2 separate regions of the Homo sapiens genome follow, and region 2 is linked to region 1. Evidence: read pairs that join two places in POLR2A ChIA-PET (ENCODE). Cell type or tissue: GM12878. All regions are shown on one strand. Each heading gives the region's core, and the rest is flanking DNA. Links, peaks and the distances in the headings are about the cores only.

Region 1 (4,975 bases), core at 1,438-3,937:
GGGCCTTCCTTTATTAATTTCTTAAACTGGCAGATTTAGAATACTAAACTTCCTTCTATTCTTAGAATAAACCCTATATAATCAGCTATTTATTTAAATAACATGGTCTCTGCAATTTCTCCTGGTTTCCATTTTTTCTCATAATAGGCATTTTTTTCTAAAAAACAAAAATGAATGTTCATTAGTGAGACAAAACTATAATTTTGTTTTTTTCTTCTTTCTCTCTTCCTTCCTTTTTAAAATTTGTATTCTCCAGTTTTGCTAATAATGTTATACAATTTTACAAGAAAAAAGTGAGTAGGAGAGCTGTTTTTCTATAGTAACAGATTCTGTGAAATAGGTATCATGCCAAGTGAGGTGGCACGTCCCTGTAGTCCCAGCTACTCAGGAGGTGAAGCAGAAGGACCACTTGAGCCCAGGAATTGGAGACTGTAGTGTGCTGCCATCATGCCTGTGTATAGCTTCTGCGCTACAGCCTAGGCAACGTAGCGAGAACCATCTCAGAAAAAAAAAAAAAAAAAAAGAGATAATCTATTCCTCATAAATTCACTAAAACTTGGAATATCTGACCGGACTTGGCAGCATTTGGGTGGAAGGACGTAGAAAATATTTTTTAACTGCCTACCTTATTTTCATAATCATAATTTGTTTAGTCAGCTTGTCTATTTTCTTCTTTTTCTTGAAAATTATTTTCCACTGAGTTTAATTTTTTGTAAAAGTTACACAGCATTCTCTTGTCATTCTTTATATCTCCCTTTTTGTAGTTATGTTCCTTAATTTCTGTAACTTTCTGAAACCAGGGTTAATTTGTTTTGAAATTGTCCAACGTGTGCTTTGAAAAAAAGAAGGGATGTTTTCTGTGTCAAATGAAGGTAATCATAGATCAAATTTGCTTATTGTCTTGTTCAAATCCTAGAAAACCATTAGCATTTTTCTTTGCTTGTAATATGAGAATCTAACACTCATACAGAATATTGAAAGGTTACCCTACAATTGTAAATTTGAAATTCTCCTTCTAATTCTGTCAGTTATTTATTGACATAGTAGTGGTTCTGTAGTCAAGTGCATATAAGGTTTTGAATGTTACATCTTATTTTTGGATTTTTATTTTATCATTATGGAGTATAGCAAAGTTCTATTTTGTTCTTTTTCAAATGTACTTGGTTTTGATTATCCCTTGGTCCTTGATTGTTTTATTATTCTATTTTTTATTTCATTAAACTTTCAGTAAATAGTGATTTTTATAGTCTGTATCTAATCATTTCAATATCTGAAATCCTTTGTTTGCCTAGGGATCTAGGAGGAAATAGAAGGCTCTTTGCTTATAAGCCAAACTCTCCATAGTGTCTGTTTTTCTTCGATTTTGTGACATTTGTTATGAACTTATATTTAAACATCCTAAGTTCCTGACAGAGTGTCTGGCATATAATAGGTGTTCAGTAAATGATTGCTCCATAAATAGATAATGTGTGTAGATGTAGAGAACTTGGGTTCAAGATACTTTCTTCCTGTAGGGATTTGTTTTGTCTTCATCAGGCACAAGGGGGCACTATAAGCCCGAGTCAGTTTAATTTCAGGCCTTCTTCACTGGAACTCAAGACTTCATTTATACTTAGGGTTAAATCTTTGGGGCCAATTTTCTCCATCCACCTCCTCAGAGTCAGAGTCCTGTAGAGACAAACAAGGTTTTATCCCAGAGATGTTTACGAGTTTTTTTCTTCTTTTTTCCTTTTTTTTCTCCAGTCTACCCCTTTTTCAAACCATTCTGGCTTTATGCTATGTCTTCACTTTTGTTTAAGAGCCTAGAATTCTATTCCCCAGGGGGCAGACTTTTAATTCCCAGAGCTCATAATCCTGATTAATGGTATTTGCCCCCAGAGAACCAAAGATGTCCTATTTGTCACCCTAGTTTCAGCTTCTAAATTTTATTGTTCTGGATGGTTTCTGGGAATTTCCCTTGTGGGTTTTTTTTTTTTGCTTTTTTTTTCTTTGGGATGTGTGTGTGTTTGAGACAAGAGTCTTGAGCTGTCGCCCAAGCTGGACTGCAGTGGCATGATCTCGGCTCACTGCAACCTCCACTTCCCAGGTTCAAGCGATTCTCCTGCCTCAGCCTCCTGAGTAGCTTGGATTACAGGCGCGCACCACCATGCTCAGCTAATTTTTGTATTTTTAGTAGAGATGGGGTTTCACCATGTTGGCCAAGCTGGTCTCCAACTCCTGACCTTGAGTGATTCACCCGCCTTGACTTCCCAAAGTTCTGGGATTACAGGCATGAGCCACCGAGCCTGGCCCCTTGTGTTTTTTTGTTAATTGAGTAACTAAGTACTAGTTTGTTGGTTGTAGTTTCTCTAGTTCATAGGTGTATTGCTTCAATAGAGTTTTCCAGAATATCTTCTTTTCCACATTGCAGATAAGAGTCCTTACAGTGTCCCTCTCTATCCCTATGAACACCTTTGCTTTAATATTTTCTCTGATATTAATATTGCTAAACTAGCGCTGTCTTGGTAAACATTTATTTTCCAGGGATATTTGTCCCTCATCTTCTTTATTATTATTATTATTATTATTATTATCTTTTTAAATCCACGCATGATTTGTTTTCAGGCCCAAATAACAGGAGTACTCTCTAAGGCACATTATTACATATATTTTTGCTTCAATTAAAAAAAATCATAAAAAGATAAAATACTGTTCATGTTCAAAAACTGACATTTACTTTTTTTTTTGAAAGGCAAAATAAAACTTATAAAATTCCGTGAAATTGCAACCATATAGCAAAATACCTTGGATATATTCCATTTAATTTAATATCTTGCATCATTTTTGAGTTTTGTTGTAGGTAAACATGAAAAAAAATCACTGTTCTTGGAGCTGGAGAGAACTTTTATGGGAAAAATTTCTATCAGAGAAATCTACTTATTTGTAAGCATAGTAGCCAATTTTGTTTTTAAAGTAATGATCCTGTGGTCCAGGTAACACCCTTCAGCTCATCATCAAGTGATTACTACCTCAGAAGAGTTAAGAGCAATTGGGATTCAGGAAATATGACTAGACAGGCAATTTTCATTATATCCAACATATATTGCTTTAAATAATATATGTCAGTAATTTCTGATTACATTAAAATAAAACCAAATGTATTTAATCTTTTACATTTTTATTTTTTTAAACATCGGACCCAGTGAGATTTAAATGATATGTCATTGATTGCAACTGATAATATTGATATTATTTTTCATTTTAATTTTGCCTATTTTTTAGGCAGTGTTCAATGGCCTATTGACCTTTATCTGAGCTCTGTGATAAAAAAAACAGCAATGGTTAGCAAAATCCTCCCCACCTTCTTTTGTTCCAAAAATGGCTTATTGCAAAAACCACCCTTCATCATATGTGATTTAAATAAGACTCATGGGTCAGGCATGGTGGCTCAGGCCTGTAATCCCAGCACTTTGGGAGGCTGAGGCGGGCAGATCACAAGGTCATGAGATCCAGACCATCCTGGCCAATATGATGAAACCCCATCTCTACTAAAACGACTAAAATTAGCCAAGCGTGGTTCAAGCGATTCTCCTGCCTCAGCCTCCCAAGTAGCTGGGACTACAGGCACGCGCCACCATGCCCAGCTAATTTTTGTCTCGATCTCTTGACCTCATGATTTGCCTGCTTCAGTCTCCCAAAGTGCTGGGATTACAGGCATGAGCCACTGCACCCAGCCAGGGAGGACATCTTCTATAGGGAGGTTTTATCTCCTAGGAAGAAAAATGGGAGATCAGAGTGAAGGAAGAGAAAGACCCTCTCATATTATTTTATATTGTTTTATACTCAGTACCTGTTTTAAGAAAAAACAACAAGGAAGTAAAACCAAAGACAGGCAGCCCGGCGCCAGGCCTGAAACCAGGCCTGGGCCTGCCTGGCCTAAACCCAGTAGTTAAAAATCAACTCATAACTTAGAAACCGATGTTATTCATAGATTCCAGACATTGTATAGAAGAACATTGTGAAACTCCCTGCCCTGTTCTGTTTCTCTCTGACCACCAGTACATGCAGCCCCTGTCACGTAACCCCTGCTTGCTCAAATCAATTACGACCCTTTCATGTATAATCTTTAGTGTTGTGAGTCCTTAAAAGGGACAGAAATTGTGCACTCAGAGAGCTCGGATTTTAAGGCAGTAGTTTGCCGATGCTCCCAGCTGAATAAAGCCCTTCCTTTTACAACTCGGTGTCTGAGAGGTTTTGTCTCCGGCTTGTCCTGCTGCAAGAGCATCCTTCTTGCATCTGCTGTTTTTAAGTCCCTTTAGCTCAAAATAATCCTTATGCCACAATGGCATATTGTAATCTGGAATATTCTGCCACCTTTCACATGTTTATGTGAATGTACTATGTGGCAGGCACTATTCTAAGTGCTAGATATACATCAATGGACAAAACAAGCAAAAATTCCAGCCCTCTTCGATCTTAACATTTCTGTAGGGTTGTCATTCATTTTGTTTCTTTAACTTAAACAACCAAATCCTACCTGAATTAACACTGAAAATTTTCATTACTGATGCTTTATCTGTGTGTTGGTTGAATTATTTAAAAAAGAAATTCATGCAATTTATCTTATCAATGAAGGCAACTAATCTAATAAGATTAAAATTCACTAATCCATCTCTACATAATTTCCAGGAAAAAATGAACAGATTTAATTCATAGGATTTTGTTTTTAAAGTTCTTATCATCAATAGCAATCAAAATATCTTTAAAAGATTAATCAGGCCCGACGAAGAGTGGTGGCTCACACCTGTAATCCCAGCACTTTGGGAGGCCAAGGTGGGCGGATCACCTGCGGTGAGCAATTCGAGAGCAGCCTGGCTAGCATGGTGAAACCTCATCTCTACTAAAATATAAAAATTAGCCAGGCATGGTGGCATGTGCATGCAACTCCAGTTACTGAGGAGGCCGAGGCAGAAGAATTGCTTGAATACAGGAGGCA
Region 2 (4,975 bases), core at 1,216-3,715, 330 kb after region 1:
ACTGGCCTTTAATGGAGTTGTTCCAACAGACACAGCACCTAAGGTGGACGGACGCTCCAATAACGAAGATGGCTATAGACAGAGGCTACTGCTACCTTGGCCTCTGGGCTTTCATTTTTCAACCCGCAGAAATAATAATAGAATAACAATTTATCCTCCGCTGAGTTCCTACTATGTGCTAAGCACTTTACCTGCTTAATCTCACTTAATCCTCCCAACACCTCTTCAAGAAAGGTATGATCAATATTATTACCATTTTAGAGATCAAAGAACTGAGGCTTGGAAAGAGGAAATAACTGGCTGAAGCCATCACATCTCATTTGTGTGTTTCCTTGCCTCTCTTCTCTTTTTCTCTTTTCTGCCTTTCATTTGGTCCAGCTCATCAATGCATATCTTGATTTCTGAGCTGAAGACCACAAATCCAGTTTTCCATCTCTCTGAAAAACTTTTCATCTCCCTTTTTTTTTTCCTCAGAGTGAATATACCAGGCCACCTGGAGGCAGGCTTTCCTGAGAGCACCTCCCGCTTCCTTTTCCTGCTGGCTTTTAACTTTTGCCCCGGGGGCCACAGCCAGCTTTCTCACTTGGTAGCAGTGGCCTCTTGTGCCTTTTTCTCCAAGATCACCCAGGTCAGTATGTGTGGTTACTCTCAGCTCCCTGAGGGAGTGAGCAGCCAGAGGGGCATAGCATACTTCTCTCCCTCCAGCTCCTTTCTCCTTGGTCCTAGGCCCTCTACTCTTCAAGCCCTTTTGCTTGCTTCAGCTCCTGCTTCTTGCTCCATCTCCTCCCATCTTTTCTCTCTTCTCCAATTCATTTCCTTGGACTCCATTTCTGCCTTTATACCCTTATCTTTATTATCATTGCCAAAAGCAAATACCAAATTCTTGTATTTGAAAAAAGACTTTGGCCAGGCACGGTGGCTCACGCCTGTAATCCCAGCACTTTGGGAGGCCAAGGCGGGTGGATCACGAGGTCAGGAGTTCGAGGCCAGCCTGGCCAACGTGGTGAAACTCCGTCTCTACTGAAAATACAAAAAATAGCGGGGCATGGTGGTGCGCGCCTGTAGTCCCAGCTACTCCGGAGGCTGAGGCAGAACAATCGCTTGAACCCAGGAGGCTGAGGTTGCATTGAGCCGAGATCATGCCACTGCACTCCAAGCTGGGCAACAGAGCAAGACTGTCTCAAAAATAAATAAATAAATAAATAAAAAGGAGACTTTTTTTTTAGTGCAGTGATTCCAAGATTTGTTCATCGATATGCAACCAACTAATGAGTGTTATGCCTCACAGTTCCCTTCTCCTAAGTTTTAGAGTTAGAGTAGTGGGTGGGAAGGTGATAACCACAGTGTAAACTAAAAATCCATACTGGGGATGGAGGCTGAGAGGAGGTTTCAGGGGCAAATGACCAGAACACTTGCAGCTGGAAAGAACTGTAGAGAGGACTTTGGAAAGCGGAGGGTTGACAGAGCCGGTAGTTGTCTCCTGTCCATTCATCTCCTAGGCTGAAGCTCCTGAGGGGACTCACATCAGTTATCTTGCTGCTCCAGAAGGGTGGGAGATGGCAGTTTTCCCAAGCTCCGGTCTCCCCAGATGTCTGCTCACCCTCATTCTCCTCCAGCTGCCCAAACTGGATTCAGGTAAGTCTCTCTCTCTCTCTGGGCTGCATAGTTGAAATATATCAATAAATGTAAAATAAACAATCCCACTTGGCTCTCCCTGGAGACCTCCACTGGATCCAGACAAACTCAGCTGTCAAAGGAGTAAGAGAGCGCGGGGCACTGCGCTTTGGCGGGAATCTGGTCGGTGTCTGTCCGTAGTTCCCATCTCCACATCCCGTCTGATCCCGCTCGTTTTTCGGCAGCTCCCTTTGACGTGATTGGACCCCCGGAGCCCATCCTGGCCGTTGTGGGTGAGGACGCCGAGCTGCCCTGTCGCCTGTCTCCGAACGCGAGCGCCGAGCACTTGGAGCTACGCTGGTTCCGAAAGAAGGTTTCGCCGGCCGTGCTGGTGCATAGGGACGGGCGCGAGCAGGAAGCCGAGCAGATGCCCGAGTACCGCGGGCGGGCGACGCTGGTCCAGGACGGCATCGCCAAGGGGCGCGTGGCCTTGAGGATCCGTGGCGTCAGAGTCTCTGACGACGGGGAGTACACGTGCTTTTTCAGGGAGGATGGAAGCTACGAAGAAGCCCTGGTGCATCTGAAGGTGGCTGGTGAGTAGACGGGTTTTGACTTTCTCCGACGACTCCCCTGCTGTATACACTTTCGTATGGATCAGTTACTTTGGAAACCATCAGATTCATTCTCAAAATCTCTTTTAGGTTGATGTCGCCGGGGAGGGACGACTATCTGGGCGGGAGGCGAGGGGGGGTAAAAGAATTTACCAAGACAGTTGTAAAGAAAGGCAGATTTACTTTTAAAAGTATGAAAATACTTTTCGAGGAGGCAAAAGGCAGGATCAGCAAAAGAGAAGCTGACTGCCAGGAAACAAAGGCTTGCTGGATAATTTATAGAATAGTTTTTATGCTGTCTGTTGAAGATGGCTTTGTGCAGTATCTATAAGGCAAAGGTTGCAGTGAGCTAACTTGCAGGTGTTTGGTGATAGTTGGACACAGGAAGGATGACTGTGAGTTATTTGCACAGGAGGGCTGTGTACTGGACCATGAAGAAAGGCAGACTTGCAGCTTATCTGCCTTATCTCTTTGTTTTCCCCTGATTAGGACTCCACAGCTAGAAGGTACTGAAGGTCCTACAGTAGGAAATCAGTGAGAAAGGGTTTTGAGTTGAACATGGAGAGAACAGTGCAATGTCTTTATTGTAGAACTTTATTTCAATTATCTCCAGCCCTTTTTCAATAATAGGGTAAGCATTTCTTCATGAAATAATTAAATACATATAAGAGTTATATAACATTCTTTTATACAAGTACACCATAATTTACTTCATCGAGTCCCTGAATTGTACATTTAAATTGTATTTCTCACCATTACACATCTTATGGCTGTGGTGAGCATACCACACACTTTAAGGCTGGCTTATGGATTAGTTTCTAAAGACTGACATCCTAAGATTAGAGAGCATGGCGGTTTGTCACATTCCTGATTCATATAGAAAAGATTCTGTTCTTGTTCCCTTTTTTGCTTCAAGCCAGAATTCAAAGGGAAACAATAAAGAAAATAATAAGCTTTGAGGAGGAAAGTACGCATTGAGGTCTGACTTTCTCAATTCCTAGTGAATGACATCAAGCAAATCTCTTTCTGATTTTTACTGTAAAACTGAGGATGTTTTTATCTAAGATTATTTTTCAAGAATAAAATAGTCTGGGACCAGTGGCCAACTCCTATAATCTCAGCGCTTTGGGAAGCAGAGGCAGGAGGATCTCTTGAGCCAAGAAATTCAAGGTTACAGTAAGCTGATGGTTGCCACTGCACTCCAGCCTGGACAATAGAGTGTGCTGTCAAAAAAAGAAAAAAAAAAAGTGGGATGTGGTGTCTCACGCCTGTAATCCCAGCATTTTGGGAGGCCAAGGCGGGTGACTCACTTTTGATCAGGATATTCAAGACCAGCCTGGCCAACATGGCAAAACCCCATCTCTACTAAAAATACAAAAAGAAATTAGCTGGGTCATACCTGTAATCCCAGCTACTCAAGGAAAATCGCTTGAACCTGGGAGGCAGAGGTTGCAGTGAGCTGAGACTGCACTACTGCACTCCAGCCTGGGCAACAGAGTGAGACTCGTCTCTAACAAAAAAAAAAAGAATAAAATAAAATTAGACAATATATGAGAAATGACCTCGCCAATTCTAAAAACATTATAGACTTATTAGATACTATACTGTGCCTTAAACTGATCTAAAACATATAATATACAAACATATTGCCTTTCACATATATATCATATATGTATATATTATCTAAATCTATATGCATATATTATATATATATATACATAGATATATATTCAAGTAAATATAAAGTTTGAAAAATACTTGGGTGAAATGTGGGTCCCTGCTTCACAACAGGGTCCCCCAGTTGCAGCATCATGTATAATTCAAATTTTGACATTTTGTTTTTAGGGAAGAAGTATCTTAAAGCTTGATTATAAAAACATAGAAATTTGATGGCATAAAATGTGTTACCTTTTATGAGTGGCAGACACCCTTGAGAATCTGCTGAAAGTGGCAGCTCCTTCCATGAAAAGAATATATATTCTTGTATATACACACATTCTTGGAATGTGGATTTTAACCAGTGGTTGTGGAAATGTGTTTAAGAGCTCTTTTATGCAGCTCAGTGTTTTTCTGTACCATGTGGAATTACAGAAAAAAATAGGCTAAACACACAAGAAAAGCAGCTTTATGTTTATATATAACAGGCCACAATTATGTGAGGGAATATGAAGTTGAGACCATTTAAGAAAATTTCTGAATCAACATCATAGATAAAGAAAGCTTAAATTGTCAACTATAATCTCAAGCCAAAGAATCGCCAATCCTCTCCTCAAGGATATTCCTCTGTTCATCCTTAAATACCCAGTCCTATTTCTCCTCCTCCCCACCAAAGTCTTCTCATAATGCTCTCAGCCTAGACCACTAACCCACCTCTGAGTTATTGGTCTTAGTGTTCCTGCTGGCTGGACAAGCACCCCCAAGTCTGCCCACCAAACTGCTGCAAACATTTCAAAGGCTTGATCCCAACAAGGCATCCTTCTCTGATAAGGTATATGAAATTCCTTTTATTGGTACTTCAATTTCCTTTAAAAAAAAAAAAAAACTTTTTTAGAAACAGCATTTCACTCTGTCACCCAGGCTGGAGTGCAGTGGTGCCATCACAGCTCACTGCAGCCTTGAACTCCTGAACTCAAGCAATCCTCCAACCTCAGCCTCCCAAGTAGCTAGGAATACAGGCAAGAACCACCATGCCCAAAGAGATGGGGTCTCATTGTGTTGCCCAGGCTGGTCTTGATCTCCTGGACTCAAGT

Evidence for each region. Peaks named below come from ENCODE experiments on the same cell type or tissue, not always from the same donor. Only the 100,000 strongest peaks of a DNase experiment are listed, where the experiment ranks them.
Region 2: POLR2A ChIA-PET joins it to region 1 with 5 read pairs; 1 of 35 experiments calls an interaction of 5 or more read pairs at or near these places.

What each region holds. Positions count from the first base shown.
Region 1 is chr6:26,174,046-26,179,020 of GRCh38, forward strand. No RefSeq gene overlaps it. Among named protein-coding and RNA genes, the nearest start is that of H2BC6-AS1, 3.8 kb to the left of the region's middle. RefSeq lists an enhancer at 1,675-1,724. In GM12878, for the core only: a CTCF peak has its summit at 1,539 (motif pointing right); no DNase peak of the experiment used is centred there; H3K4me3 peaks cover 316 bases; H3K27ac peaks cover 855 bases.
Region 2 is chr6:26,499,731-26,504,705 of GRCh38, forward strand. It overlaps BTN1A1 (butyrophilin subfamily 1 member A1), which reads left to right and starts at 573. Exons shown (of 8, transcript NM_001732.3): 1 at 573-628; 2 at 1,500-1,635; 3 at 1,860-2,207. The coding sequence starts at 1,557. The region is part of intron 1 of LOC107986583 (a long non-coding RNA gene); the gene reads right to left. RefSeq lists an enhancer at 1,862-1,991. In GM12878, for the core only: no CTCF peak of the experiment used is centred there; a DNase peak (open chromatin) is centred at 2,651; H3K4me3 peaks cover 1,393 bases.